Regions from separate parts of the Mus musculus genome. Here region 2 is linked to region 1. The links are chromatin loops, found by intact Hi-C in ENCODE. Cell type or tissue: heart. All regions are shown on one strand.

Region 1 (8,000 bases):
GAAAGAGAGGAGTCAGAGGATATGCTCAGGTCCCATCAAGACCCTGCCACCATGGCCTCTGAGAACCTTAAAACCCCCCTTTATGTCTTCTTATGTCACACTCTGTTCTCAGAGGATCTTTGCTGGACTCGGCTCCACCCTACCCCAAATGGTTACCATTAAAGGTGTCACCTGTGCTTCTCACCCCTCCACACACACACACACACACACAGCCTGTCCTCTGACCTCTGCTTCTCACCCCTCCACACACACACACACACAGCCTGTCCTCTGACCTCTGCTTCTCACCCCTCCACACACACACACATACACACAGCCTGTCCTCTGACCTCTGCTTCTCACCCCTCCACACACACACATACACACAGCCTGTCCTCTGACCTCTGCTTCTCACCCCTCCACACACACACATACACACAGCCTGTCCTCTGACCTCTGCTTCTCACCCCTCCACACACACACACACACACACACACACAGCCTGTCCTCTGACCTCTGCTTCTCACCCCTCCACACACACACACACACACACAGCCTGTCCTCTGACCTCTGCTTCTCACCCCTCCACACACACACACACACACACAGCCTGTCCTCTGACCTTTTGCGTTCTTCCCCACTCTCTTGAAGACCTCAAGTTTGCCTTCTTGTCGTTTGCACCCAGAAGTCCTGAGTAATGTCTTCCAAAACCACATTACTGTCCACTTAACAGTCCCAGAGGCACTGGAATGACTCTCAGGGAGCAATTTCCTTGCCTTATCCATGACCCTCAGCATCTTCTTCTGTATTGCCCAAGCCCGCTACATCTGTGGCCTCTGATTGGTCACCTGGTTCCCCAGGAGGACAGCATTGCACACGTGCCCACCTGTGCCAAGTGGGGGAACACTTTAGTCACACTAACAGAACCTGTGCTGACATCAGCTCTGTTCACAAACAGGCTTCATATCACCCTATGGGTTCATCTTGGTCTTAAATGAAACCCCAAGGCTTCCTTCCCATGGGGAGGCTGTGAAACCAAGCCAACAACACCCTTCCCTCTTGCCACAGGGAAGGCTTAGGCCCTCAACACAGCCAGCTTTCCACCCATCTCCTCTTTACAAGTATCCCCTCTCACAGCTTGCTGGGGAAAAACAACAACAACAAAACTTGTGTTGAGGCTAGAAGGCTACTCCTACTCCAGGACCCAGTTCAGGGAATGCATAGAGTTGGCCATGGGTCAAAAGCTGACTTTGATGCATAGAGTTATCAATTGATCATTCAGCAGACTTCACTGAGGGAATACACACACACACTTGGTGGGTGAAGCAAGCTCTAACAACTTTACACACACATTTGGTGGATGGAGCAAAGCTCCTACTACCTAAGACAAAAATTGTCTGTGTAAGAAAAGGATTACCTTATAGCCACAAGTTGCATATTCTCCAAAAACAACCACCACAATAACATAATTCTTTAAGAACAGATTCATTACACAAAAGGACATTACAGCAGGATTATTGGCTATGTATTCTTCTTGAAACTCAAACATTTCTCATCTATCTATCTCCCCACAAGTTCATTGAAACCCCAAAGCAATAACTCTTTTGTCATTGATTAGCAAAGTTTAAGCAAGCCAGTCTATAGTAGCAAGTGTTTTCCTATGCTTAGCGGATGACAATTTGTATTTGCCAAGAGACAGATCATCTGTCTTACTATTTTTAAAGTCTTGTTCGGCTAATCATCTATCCTATATTCTTATGCTCATAATAGACTTATTTACTCTTTCTCATAACCCTGTCTTTTCATGGTGCAAACAAAACCTATGGCCGCATCCCTAGATCACAAGATCCAGGAGCTCAGAGCCAGGCTAGAATGAATGTTTTCTTTGATCATTAGCTTGTCCCAAGCCTATTTTTCTCTTCCAAGTACCACTACATGCTTGTGACACAGGAAAGCTTGCTGTGTTCCTTGTCTAACTTATGCAGCCCTCACTACTCTACAAGGAGAAGGCAGGTTCTATTCTTAATTCTAACTTTATTATATCTCTCTGCCATAACTTAACCTTAAACCATCTCCTTAAACATTCTATCAACTACCGTAACTTCCTAAAACTATTTAAATCAAATCAGGAATTCTATGAAATCATTAATCCATTTAAATGATATTTTACAAAAGTTCATCTTCATATTTATGTGCAGGAAACTTACTCAGTAGAGTGGGCTGTCTCTCAAGAAGCAATGACAGCAGACTCTATAGGTAGAGAGGGTCTCCCCACACCCACTCACACCTTGCTAGATTCAGAAAGAACCGCAACATCAAGGAGCAATCCAGAGACAAACCCCCTGGGGCTGTGCCTCTCCTAGGTACATCCATCTCAGCTGTGCATAGTGGACCATAGGCTGTGATCCCTGCTTCTGAAATAGGAAGGAGATTGAAAAAACTTAGCACGTATTAGTAAGCAAATTATTAACAGTCACACGTGAGAAGTAGCTGCTTTCTAATCTCCCATGCGTGTCGCCCTCGATTATAGTTGGGACGCCCTCGATTATAGTTGGGATCCCAGGATTGTCTTATCATTCTGTTCCTACACTTGCTAAAGAAAATAAACACATAAATAGACACACAGTACCGAGGTGTCAGGAGACTCTGGTCATCACCCGCACCGTTGAGTTAGAAAACTGACGTCAGTCAAGGCAGGGCAGACACAGCCTAGAACTACTCCCCAAGGACAAGTCGAAGCTGTAAGAGGAGCCTTCAGGTGCTGGGGGGCAGGGGTAGTACACTCTCTCTAAAGATCTAATTGTGTCCACACTGGCCTTTTATAGCCCAAGGGGACAACAGAGTCCACTTCCTTTATGTTTCTACCTGGGTCCTGACTACCCCCACATCAAATCTGTGTCCTTGGTCACAGACATAGCCCCTATGGGTCATCCTTGGCCATTATACTTAAATATACAGGAAATACTTAAATCAGTATTTAGATCAGTCTGGTCTCGGGACCCTAGGTGTTGTTTGGACTGTTTCCATAGTCCTGCTCCATCTAATGACCAGACCAGCTGGGCTCTCCCAGGTCCGAAGGCTCATGTTTCAACCTTCCCTGCTGTCTGTGTACCCCAGAGCACCTCTGCAGACCTTACAGCAGACTCTCCATCCTCTGCCAGGCAGACAGACTGGTACCAAAGTGCAGGTGTAGAATTTATCACCGCTGGCGAAGGGGCTGGGAGAGAAGCCAGGTTTCAGAGAGCAGCAGAGGCTTGCCCCGTGCTATGCTTTCTCCAGCTCATGATTCCCCTGGTTCTAATGAGGGAGAGAGGAGTATATTGAACTCAAAGCCTGCACAGCAATGGAGGGTCAGCAGCTCACCTGCCTTCCACGTCACAAACCCTCCCAATAGCTGGAAGGGCATCAGTGTACAAGGGCTGAGGAGTGGTTAGTCTCCTGAGCCCTGCCAGATACTTGCTGCCAACTCTGCTTCAGAAGAGAACTAAAATTGACTGGCTCCAGGCCACTAGGAGCGAGGGCCAGGAGCCATGTGGCTGCTGCGCTGGTCTCTGCTGCCACCATCAGGATGCACAGGTCCTGCTGCCTCCTCTTAAGCCTCGGGCCTGCCAGTGGTCATTACTCACCAGTGTGTGCTCTGGGTTTTCACAGAACCATGTGGAGGCTCTGCTGAGCTCCCTTGGCCTGTCTCACACTGTGGGGTGTTTTCTCCCAGCCTCATCTGGGAGAAGATGGAGCTTTAGGGAGGGTTAGATAAGGAAACCAGAGCAGAGACAGATGTGCTGCATCACCAGTGCAAGTTCAGCCTGATAGGACAGAGGAGAGCCACTCCCTGGCCTTGATACTCGCCCCAGAGCAAGGTTTTCTCCAGGCTCTGGACCATTAATTCAATATTCCAAGGGGTGTTTTAGGACCCATAATTCTTAGCTCTGCTCATTGTCCAGTGAATGTTAACCATGAATACAAGCATAAACATGTGCCTGTATATGCAGAGTGTGTGTATGTGTGTGTGTGTGTGTAGGACTTACATGGCTTTTTAATTACCACATAAGAAAACCTGGGTTAATTGCATACACTAGCAAGATTTTGCTGAAAGGACCCAGATATAGCTGTCTCTTGTGAGACTATGCCGGGGCCTAGCAAACACAGAAGTGGATGCTCACAGTCAGCTATTGGATGGATCACAGGGCCCCCAATGGAGGAGCTAGAGAAAGTATCCAAGGAGCTAAAGGGATCTGCAACCCTATAGGTGGAACAACATTATGAACTAACCAGTACCCCGGAGCTCTTGACTCTAGCTGCATATGTATCAAAAGATGGCCTAGTCGGCCATCACTGGAAAGAGAGGCCCATTGGACTTGCAAACTTTATATGCCCCAGTACAGGGGAACGCCAGGGCCAAAAAGTGGGGGTGGGTGGGTGGGAGGGTATGGGGGACTTTTGGGATAGCATTGGAAATGTAAATGAGGAAAATACGTAATTTTAAAAAAAGAAAAAGAAATAAATGATGTGATTATTCAGGAAAAAAAAAAGAAAGAAAACCTGGGTTAGACTGGTTCTTACTATGAAGCAGAAAAAGATTGTCGCAAAAGGAAGTGTAGTTAGGTGGGTAGTCTCTTTGGAATTATGGACCAATGGGAGGAGGTGGTGGGGAGAAGGCAGGACTCTCCTTAAATTGTCACTCTGGCCATGACCCACTCAAGCTAAACTATAGCTATCTCTGGACTGTAAGGTAGTATCCCCCTGCTAGACTTCTAACCCCCACATGCTAAGGTGAGGAGCTGGGCACTAAACCCTCTTAGTTGTGGCCTTATAACCAGGACATAAGAGCTGAAAACTACCCAGTCCCTGTCTTCTGTCAGTTTAATCCTTTATGGAGTGCCCTGAAGTGCTAAAACCAGCTTGTGGAATCAAACACGCCTGCCCACAACCCAGCCCTGGCCGCCCTTGACTGTGAACTTCGCCAGCGGTCCTCCGCTTCCTCTTCTCTGGGATGAGAGAGACGTCTGCTGTGTGAGTTCAGGTCCTTCAAAGGGCAGATGCCAAGATGGAATCAGGCATGCCAGGCAGCTGTACTATAAAATACCACCCAGGGAGAGCTGGAGTGAGCGAGGCAAGCCCTACGCAGCCATGCAGGCCCTGAGACACAGAAGGAGATGGGAGATAAAGGAGGTGGAACAACGTCTGCGTGTTTCTGCTGGGTTGGTGGAAGCCTTGAGCTGTAGAGGGATCCCAAGAGACTGTGCATGCTCTGTCGGCCCTGCGGTAGTCCGTCCTGGGGCAGGTGTCAGGGATGGTGGTAAATCTGAAGGGGCAGCAGGGTTTCGGCAGCGTATCTCCACACACTTGCAATGCTTGCCCCCTAGACCTTTGAAAATCAGAGCCAGTGCATGGAGGGTCTTCAATCAGGGTTTGCCGCAGGGAAGGGGCTCAAGAGACAGCAGAGAGGAGGGGTGGCTGCCACTCATCCCGTGTGGATTCTGGCCCGGCAGTTGGCAATGCAGCAGGTATTTGGAAAGGTTGGATCTTCTGGGGGAACCTGTGGGGCTTTGATCACTTCTCAGAGCCCACGGAGTCCTGTCGAGTGAACAGAGTACGCAGGGTTCCGGCTTCATACCAGTGATCCTTCTATCTATCTATCTCTCATCTGATAAGTCACAGAAGATTCGTTACTGGGAAACCCACGAGAGCTTGCTTAACTCTCAGGGCTGTTCTAGAACTATGGACAGAGGGAGCCCCCCACTCATTCCTCATAGGGTCTCAGTGGCTGTTGCCTTTGGAAACATGGAGCGGTTGATTCTTTAACTAAATGGTTAAGTGGCTCACACCTTGTACTCACCGTGCAGCTGACAGAGGGCTTCTAAGGCCGAACTGTGTGTTCCCTCTAGTGTTCAGAGTAACGGGAGACAATCAACACCTACTTGAAGATTACCACAACCCGTGGTCCTGGTGGTGTAATTAGCTGGGGTGATCTTGATCAACTTCAGTGACCTTCAGTTACTTCTGTGGGTGGAAGAACACTCATGTCTTTCTCTCACAGTGGCTGTGCCGGTTGAAGAGGCCTGTAAACTATGTTGCGCTGAGAGCATATTAGACTCCTATCTCTTGGACGAAAGGTCAGAATAGTGAAGTTATAGTTCTAAACACAACTAGAGCATTAACCTTGAGACTGTCACAGTCACAGAGCCCAGAGTCTCTTTCTGCAAAGGCTGGGAAGTTCCCAAGAGAAGTGGATTCAAGCCACAGAGCCTCCCACACATTACATAGGATTTCTGCACCTTACACAGGCTCGGGCTTCCAGTCAGGGGCATTACGAACTCGGACATAGCAGTAGGCACGCCTTGGCAGAGTGGCCTCGGGAAGCTCATCTCTAGGGTTTCCACTCCCTACTTTGCAAACTAAGACTAACAGGTGGGAAAGGCAGTGAGGAGCAGGGCAGAATTCTGCTGCATGCAGGATTTTGTCTGGCCTGCACAGAGGCCGAGAGGTTAAGCAGCTTGCCCGGGCCTTGTGAGTAGTGTGTTGATGCCTGGGTTCCGATTCCAGCTTCTACAACCATTTCCTCATGACCGGGCAGTCTCTAAGACCATCTCTGTCTCTTTGATCTCACTTGCTTGTTTGTAACTATTCAGTGGGTCCAATCACAGATCCCCACCCCCCTCCCTCAGAGACGTGGCTTTTAAGGACATCCTTCTCCCTGACACCCTGTTTGAAGTCTGTGGCAGTGAAGTGTGTGATGTGCTGTCAGATACCTTCACAGGCCAGCAGGTGAAAAGTGACCACTTGTCCCTGACAACTCCCACATCAGCAAAGCTAAAGAACCGCCCACCCCTCCTCACTTCTGAAGTGTTTCTGTGTCTTCAGAGACCTGGTTCTACTGGCGTCACGTGCCCTGGCCATTTCCCGCTTGATGTTTCAGAGACAGAGTCTGGTGGCTCTGAGGAATAAAGATACCAGGGAGGAGGGAGAGAGGGCATCTGTGACAGACATGGTGTCTCTGAGCAGGGTGAAAGGATGCCCTAACTATGCCATTTACACTTTGGGCTTCGCAGCCCTTTCTGCCCCTTCCTGGGCTGTGAGAAGAAGGGAAAGACGAAGCCACAAAATTTGAACAATCTGACACGAGCTGTCCCCGAAATCCCCTTCAGCAGCCCCCTCCATGTGTCAAGGGCTTTTTAAAAGCTACTCTTAGAGGCATGATTAGCAACCTGGAAGCCTTTCTTTCTGGCCAGAGCAGATGAAGCAAACTGCAAATAGAAGCTGCCTCCTGACTTTGGTTGGAGATCATTCCAGAAAAGCCAGTGGGGCGTACAGAATGTTCCAGTGACCCCTCGGGACTGGAACCTGGGCTCTAAGATCTCAGCTCATAAATGTGCCAGTTTCTACACCCTAAGTACCAAGTCTGTAGTGGTCAAGTCCTCAGATTGCTTCTGTGGGAGATGGCCCTCTGCTGCCCCCTGGTGTTGGCCTCTGAACAGAGCAGCCTGGGCCCCCATTCTCAGGCACTCAGACACTGTAGAGACCAGGGTCACCTGTTACACAATGTGAGGGGCCAGGCTCAGAAAAGCTAGGCTGCAGTCACCTCAACAGGGTGAGCCCTTGTGTTGCCCTTGGGCAGAAGCCTGGGTGTTAAAGAGCAGAAACTTTGGAGTCCACACATCCAGCTTTGCTCCTAAGCCTATTGATAAAAATGACTTATCTGGAAATTACGAACTCTAATAGTGACTCCACGAGGTCAAAAGGACATTTGTAGCTATCAGTGGATAATGTCCCTGAACTGCAAGTCCTATATGACTGGCTGGTCACATCTTTTTAACTGAGCCTCGAGCTTTTGTCTAATGCATCTATGTCTGTCACCCCCTGCTTCAACAGAGATCTCTCCATGGTCTGAGTCACTGAACACAAATGCTGGTCTTTGTCCCCAGCAGATGAGCAAAGCCCTTTCTTGGTGCATCCTTAAAGCACAGCACAGTAGCAACCACAAATACCACCAAGTCACATGTAGCCTCCCTTCCGACAAA
Region 2 (8,000 bases), 130 kb before region 1:
TTCTCTACTGAAGGGAGGAACTAATAAGTTGACATTTGGATCAAATATACTTCCCGATTAATCAAGATTTGGATTTTGTTTGTAGGTGAAATTTGGAGAATGGGTAGTGCAAAATCAGCTAGTAATGTCTTCCATCGAAACCAATATATGCGTCCTAGCAGAAATAAAATAATGAAATCATGCTTGTTAATCCAGAACACATACATATGTATGCATGAGTGTGCGCACACACACACTATATAGATAGATATATGTATATGTATATGTACACACATACATACATACACACACACTCATGCATACATACATACACACATACATATACACATTTTATATACATACATGCATATGTGTGCATGTATATACATATGATATGTATGTATGTATATATATATACACATACATACAGATAATACAGTTACAGTGATCCAGCATGGACTACTAATGCATAACTACACTGGTTATGACTTGGTCAGAAAAATCAGAAACTTCTTCAGATAGGAGACATATTAATTTATGGAACTTCTCTACCCTGTGGAGAGCTGAGGGAGGGAGGTCAGGAAGGCCTCTGTCTTCATTTAGATCCTTTCAATGCAGAGCCTGAGGCCAGGATTAAGGGGCAAAGGACTTATTTGGAAGGTGAGCCCAGAGAACAGCAAGAGAATGAGCAAGAGGAGCAGCCAACAGAAAGATACGTTACTGAAGTTGTATCGGAGAGGTAGAAGTTGTCTTCTGTCGGGATCTGCTGGGAAGCATGAGGTACCTCCTAGCTTTGTCTTCACAAATTATAGCGGGTAGGAGGGTTGACCTGCCAAGTAATGCCCCAGAGATATTACCCTCATGTGTCTCTCAGCAGCACATGTAAGCCTGCTTAACTCTCGTGGCTCCTGCAGCTTTAGAGGAATCTTAAAACCCAGAGTGAAAATGTGTAGTTCACACTTGAGGTAGACAGCTGTAGGCCCAGTGGGAGCTAAAGCTCACGTGGAACTGTGTGGTTAGGGCTGAGATGAAAAGGAAAGAAAGCCTGAACCAGGACACAGAAGTATCTACCATAGAGTGTTTTAGAAAGCAGGGCATTGAAGCGCTGTAGAGGAGGGGCCACTAGCAGCCACGCCTCCAGGTCTCTGGTGGGCTCAAAGGAGCCTGAGCTAAGCCTTCCTTGTCTTGACTTGGACTTTCCTCAGCTGCTACAGGAGAATAATGTCTTTGCTCTGTTGCAGCTTTCCTAAGTCATGGAGATGTCCCCAGTTGTGAGACTCCAACAGAATCCTGATAGAAAGGTCCCTGGTAAATAACGCTTTCAGGTCTCATGGCCCTGAAGTATCATGGAAGCTCAGAAGGACGGGGTCAGACTAAGTAGCTGTCAATGATACCTGGTCCATCAGTATCTACTGAGGTCCTTATAAAAATGCCTTCAATAATGAAATCACCTGCATCTTGCCCCAGTGCAGGGGAAGGTTACAGGTGTGTTGGTGGCCAAAGCCATGACACTGATCCTAGGTAGATGGCAAACCCTGCAGCTGCTTAGTCCCATTGGCTTAGAGCCTGGGGTAGAAGCGCAGCACGTGATGCAGGACCTCATGGGAATCATACATGAAAACAGATGAACAGCAGGTGCTCCCAGAGGCTGCGTTTGTGCTCCCAGATGCTAAGAGGCTAGGATGCCCCTGGCTCCCATGATGCCTGAGGAAATATCCCCACTGGTAATAGAGGAACTGTGTGCCTGTTCCTGTTAGTAAGCAAGCTGCTTGACCATCAGGCCTTACCCATGGTGCAGAGACAGGAAAGGAGCTGCACTTAGGCCCTGTAGATGTCCAAGCAGTGCATAATATTTAGCCTTCATGACAAGCAGCATCCTCTTGTTTGAGGAGAAACAAACATGTACTTCTTTCTTTCTTTCTTTCGGCTCCCATTTCATCCTCTCATTTTGCAGTATAGCCTTCTTGTCTTTAAGACTTCTTGCCTTTCATAGCAAGCAAGGAACCTCAGGGCGTTACCTACCCCATAGGATCCGTTTTTGGTATGATGCCCCCTCCAAAAGAAATACAGAAACAGATTGGAAAATGCTTGAATAAATGAAAATGATTAGATGACCGTCACAGCCTGAGTGTATGCTCAGGCAAGGGAGGCGCATGTGCAGCCCAGGGAAGTTCTGAGCTCTTCTTTGCTCTTGGCTAATAAAATGGTTATTGTCCCTGGCCAAATGCCCATCAGTCACCTGACTCTTCCTCCCACCAGCCATGCTGTCTATGGATTCAATGCCACCTGGTCCCCAAATAAAAGATAAAATCTCTTCTTTAATTTCAAACTCATTTCTGGAGCCGTGCAACTAGATTCATTGTGGTAAGGAATCAGAGTGTGTTTAAAGTGAAACTACTTAAAATTTGGAGCTTGTATCCTTGGTTAAACTAGCTTCTGGTTTAAGTGGTCAGTAGCTGCCTGTGACTTGTAGCTACTGTCTTGGTCAATACAACTTCTGTAATATTTCTATGACCTCAGAAATTTTTACTGGACAGCCCCCTGCATCAGTCTTACAGCAAGTCACCCATGCATGTATTCAAACAGGCACCAAACACCCACTATGTTCCAGTATTCTGAGCATTAGATATCCCCCAGTTGGAGGGAGAGACAAAAACTGCCTACCATGTACATTTTGATTTAAAAGCCTGTGTCTAGATGTCAGTGTGTATCCGTGGATTAAGGACAGACAGCTGTGGCAAATAGATGACTTGTTTTCTAACTTCCTGGCACATGCCCAGTCTGACTTGGGTGTAATTAGTTGTGGCCATTGTTTGTTTTGTCCAGCTTATCGATCCCATGTTAGACACTGACTTGCACAGCAGAGATGGGTAATATGTTTGACTTATCTCTCCATGTTGACTGTCCCTGTTAATCTTTCAGGTTCTGAAAGGAAGGTTTCTTTGTAAGTAGTTGTTCTCAGATTTACCTATTTGGATCAGTTCCAGCAGCCTGTGTTTCGAATGTAAATTCGATGCTGGGAGATGGTTCAGTGGATAAAGATGCATTTGTAGTCCAGCCTGACGACCACATGTTGGTTGACCTGCCACAAACCCTGTGTTGTTAAGTTCTACCTTATACTTGGGAATTTCTCAAAGAGCAGTAACATCACTAGCCCGGGAAGTTGAACCGTGGAGACAGGTGACATTTCTAAATCATCCACTGGAAAACAGATTCCCTTTGCTAGATGCTTCCAGCAAGATCCTTGAATGCCTGCACTAGCCCACTAGAGAACTGCTGGATTACAGTAGGCTGCAGCTGGAGTGAGCATTGGAAGCTGGTCTATCTGTTCCAAAGTGGAGATGTAAATGACTTGTCCAAGGTCACAATTATATATTAAAACTCTTACCGTACCATAATCCTAAGGCAGAGACAATTGTGAATAAAGCAGGGGGTTCTCTACTTCAGTTTATTATACATCTTGAAGGGCTTGAAGCTGATTGCTGGGAGCCCACTCTGAATTTTCTGATTCTGGCTCTAAGTAGAACCTGATAATATGCATTTCTAGTAAGTTTCCTTATGTCAGTGGTATAAGGACTGTATCTTAAAAGCCACGGGTATAAGCCATATCATTACATTATTGAAATGGTAGTAGCTTAAGGAGAGAGAACTGGTCTACCTATTAGCAGTCTGGGGAAGGAACCAGCAGAGAGGTATCCATATCCATGCAGGTCTGAACTAGGATTTGGCACCACCTAGTGGCTGACATCTAATGCTGTTTCTTCATGGATGGAGACAATGCTGAGTCCTGTGGTTGAGTTAGGCTCTTAGAATCTATTGGATAGTGAATGGCTCACCAGCTATCTCCTGGTTTGCAAGCATTTCTTTTGATGCATTGGTTTGGGGAGATTGAATTTTGAGGCTCAGCAGCCATCTTTAAACTACTGGCTACTTCTGTATGTGCCTTTACCTCTTGAGCCTGTATCCCACCCTTCCCCAGCAGATAAGGGCAGTTCTGTCTCAGAAGCTGGAGAGGAAGATGTACTATGTCCTAAATTGTACTGTAGTGGGAATTTTTTTTTCTGCCAGTGATAGAACGTGCAAAACTTACACATCACACACCTGCCTCAGCAGCAGCATCTTCGTCCTTGTCACCGTCGTTGTCCTACCTCTGGGTTTTTACATCCTTCCATATACACCTGTCAGAAATCCGTTTGAATGCCCAAAGCCTTAGCTTATGCTCCCCCACCTCTAAGACTCATCCTAACCCTCCCGTCTCCACCTCTGGAGTGCTCTGGCTACAGCTTGAGTGTCTAGCTATCGAGTGACTTTTGATAAGATACTCTCTCCCCCTGATAAACTGTCAGTCCTCTGGGAGTCAAGGCGCCATTTCACTTGGTCCAGTGCAGCACTGTTATATCACAAGGCGCCAGTTTTATGAGACCGACCTCTGCCACCTTCCATACACACCGTCACCTTCCACCAGCCTCTCTCCTTGCAGGTGGCTATAGTCCATGACGAGGAAAGGGTCTTCCCTGCACTCCGAGGGGTAGCCCTTGCTGTAACCCCAGCTAAACTCAACTAAGATCCCTCGTGGTGCAGGTCATGGAAAGAACGACTACCCCACCTTTACAGCAACTGATGCCAGTAGCTTCTGTTCCTTGTCCGGCTCTAGTCTTTGCAGATCCCCACACACCCTTCCTTCCCTGAGCCTCCCTTTGAGTCGTCCTCATTCCAAGCACCTGGTGAAGCATGGCGAGGGAACACTGAGAGAGGGGTTAATCGGAGTCAGAGGAGGACGAGAAAGTGCCTCAACACTGCGCATGTGCTGCTTCAGACTGGGACTGTGGGAGAGATGGCGGATCTAAATATTTAAGAAACACTGAGTCACTCCCTCTGTGTGGTGAATGTGACTTGCAAATGTGCTTTTCATTTATTGTCCCGCCTCCTCTCATAAAACTGCCACTTGCAGGAGAGAGGAAGAGTGGCTCTGGCCTAGCCGTGCCTGAGTAGTGTGTGAAGCCGAGGCAGGAATCCCACTCTTTTTCCCAGGGGCACAGTCGTCCCTGGGGAGGTCCCTTTGGTATTTGGGGGAGCCTCTTTTCCTCTGTCCTAGGTTCAGTTCTCACTGTTAAGCCCGAATCTTAATCCTGAGAGTCATTTCCAGTTGTCCTACCCCAGAACCCGGGTGTTAGAGTTCCTGGAGGACGAGGAGTCTATTTTTAAAATAGATTCTGGGACTGGGGAGGTAACTCACTAAAGTGCTGGCTGTTCAAGTAACGAGGACCTGCGTTAGATCCCTGGAACCCACATGAAATAGCTGGGTATGATGGAATGTGCTTGTAATCTTAGCACTAGGGTGGTAGAGGGACCCAGGGACCTGCTGGCCAGCCAGCCTGCTCTACTCTTGGCACGCTCCAGTCCAGTGAGGTAACCTGTCTCCAGAAACAAGGATGGCTGATCCGGAGGAACCACAACCCAAGGTTGAATCTCTCCAACATACACAAACATGCACATACACACACACATGCAGAGCGACAGAGACAGACACACAGAGAGACAGACACAGAGAGACTGGCTGACTGACTGACATCAGTCTTGATGGACAGCTAGCTTGGGAAACCATTAGTCTAAATAACCCCTGAATGATTTGTTTCTAACCCAGGCATCAGAGCACAGTAGACTCATCAAGGTCATCCCACGCTATTTAAGATCTTCAGAGTTGAGATCAAAGTGACTGCTTTATGATGCTTTTTGGAACAAGATATAAAAATGAGACTTGTTAGAAATACTGAGATGTTTTGACTCTGAACTTAGTGGTAAGTTAGATCTAACTGTGTGGGTCTAACCCATGCTAACCACACTCTGAAGGTGAAGGAAGTTTAGTCTACATTGGCCCACACCACTGTTGCCCACAACGTTAGTTTGTTTTTCATTACAATTTTGATTTCAGCTGTGCATCTCAGGAACTACATTTCCTGAGGAATGGCTTGATCTAAATTATGTATTCTGAAATATTGAACCAGAATCACAAAATAAAACTATACTGAATGGAGAGTTTAAAAATGAATCTCTTAGTATTCAGGTGGTATTGGAAAAGCTAAGAGAAGAGAACAGAAGGGTTTGAAGTTATAAAGTTTACCAAGGACTGTGATGTTGTGGACAGTTTTATATACTAAAATCCACTGCCTCTAATGCATGACCAATGGGTTTCAGTGTTCTTTCCATTTGTAAATAAATGATCTGTGGAATATTTAGCCTATCTCTTACAGCCATGCCGCCTTTTGGATGTGACAACATCATCACTATAACTTTCTGGGACAAATGCCTATTGTCCAGAGGAAACACACATCTGTAGGTCCCAAAATTCAATATCTGGAGATATTTTTCAGGCACCGTAAAAAGAAAAAGAAAAATGACTAAGTTTACTATGGCTAAGAAGTAATCTTTCACAAGCACCGCAGTCTAAATGACAGTGCATACTCTGTTGGTAGTTGGCAGCTTTGCAATATTACTTAATTCACTGACCTCAATATCCTGTCTTTAATACCAAAACCATAAAGAGGAGGTGTGATCCACATTCTTGGCCTCACACAAGCTCCATCCTCAAAGGAGATGAATGCTCATAACAGGCCTTGTGTACCAGAAAAGGAGACCAGTGTGAGTCTAGAAAACTTCAGATGCTGGTACTCTGTGTGTGTGTGTGTGTGTGTGTGTGTGTGTGTGTGTGTGTGTATGCACATCATGGGTGCATGCATATGGTCATCTGTGAATGTGTGTACATGTAAGTGCATATGCATGAGTGAGAGTGTGGAGGTCAGAGGTCATCATCGGTTTATCTTCCTCATATGTGTCACCCAGCACTGGCTTGAAGACACGCAGCATGCTGTCTTCTATCATATGTGGACACTAAGTCTTGTGCGAGCTCTGACTCGCCAGCAAGAACGACGCTGCAACAGGATCCTTCTGCACACGTTTATTGGGAGAGCTTGATTGCAGAGGCGAAGAGACCCCAAGCCCAGAACTGGTGCTGCTTATATAGGCCTAGGAGAGGCATGTCTCACACCCGGATTGGTTATGCATGGGTTATGCTTACCACCTCATTTGCATGCCTACATCTGATTGGTTAACTTGTCTCTCATCTTATTGGTTAACTTGTCTCTCATCTGATTGGTTAATTTTGGTTAATTCTCAAAATCTCATCTTGGCAAAAGAAACTTTACTGCCTATGTATGTGTGGTGGCCAGTGGAAGCCAGTGCCACCCTGCAATGGCACATGTGGCTTCCCACAACTAAGGATCCATATCAGGCACTCAGTCTTGTACACAAGCATTGCAGAGCCCAGCCCCGGCCACTCAGGTACCCCCTGGTGACTCTGCCCGTGAGGTGCCCAGGGCACACACGTCCTCATCTCTAACAGAGCTTAGATTACTTGCTTCCCTTGTATAGCCTTTTCCTTAGCAGGAGATGAATGGCTTGGCCATGCAGCTCTTTGGTGTGTCTGACAGCCTCTTTAAAAGATGAAACTAAACTGTACAGAGCGTGAGGGAAGGAAGGGGCTCTGTTGAAATTCTCTTCCCTTAAAAGTGGGCAGCTGGCCCAGGGAGACTGTAGGAAATGCTCTTACGTTGTCTGACCTCAGACAGTGCTCCTCAGTTCCCTAGGACCTGGCGTATGGCCCCTGTGGTGGCTAGAGTAGGAGAACCTGTATAAGCCAGAAATCACAGGGTGGGCCTTCCTTTTGCTGGTAGACTGGGCCCTCATGAACTTAATAGGCATCATTGTTCAGAAGGTAGACTTCCATTGAAACATCTGAACTTCAACTTCCCCTTTGACTTTAGAGATTTTTGAAATGTTAGACCTAACAAGTTAGTTCCGCATTGCTGCTAAGCCTTGCTTGGTACCATTCTTCCTTCCCTGTCCACCTGTAAGTGCCTGTAAGCGACAGAGTGGCAACTGATGTAGTTGAGCTCTTGTGGCTGGCCGTGGGTATGGAGTAATACAAAACGTTTCTTACATAAAAGTATAAAATATTGAACACA

What was found. A loop is a pair of places that touch in the nucleus more often than their neighbours do. Peaks named below come from ENCODE experiments on the same cell type or tissue, not always from the same donor. Only the 100,000 strongest peaks of a DNase experiment are listed, where the experiment ranks them.
Region 2: a loop joins it to region 1, with 7 times the contacts of the local background. A loop is called at or near these places in 20 of 42 quality-filtered maps.

The regions. Positions count from the first base shown.
Region 1 is chr9:103,490,082-103,498,081 of GRCm38, reverse strand. All of the region lies in intron 4 of Tmem108 (transmembrane protein 108), which reads left to right. Gm16252 (a long non-coding RNA gene) reads right to left here. Exons shown (of 7, transcript XR_003948081.1): 3 at 5,808-5,982; 4 at 2,187-5,556. Among named protein-coding and RNA genes, the nearest start is that of Bfsp2, 14 kb to the right of the region's middle. In heart, CTCF peaks have their summits at 3,536 and 7,447 (motif pointing left); DNase peaks (open chromatin) are centred at 3,551 and 7,441; H3K27ac peaks cover 3,490 bases.
Region 2 is chr9:103,620,560-103,628,559 of GRCm38, reverse strand. The region is part of intron 2 of Tmem108 (transmembrane protein 108); the gene reads left to right. Among named protein-coding and RNA genes, the nearest start is that of Gm32682, 51 kb to the right of the region's middle. In heart, a CTCF peak has its summit at 3,722 (motif pointing left); no DNase peak of the experiment used is centred here; H3K27ac peaks cover 2,745 bases.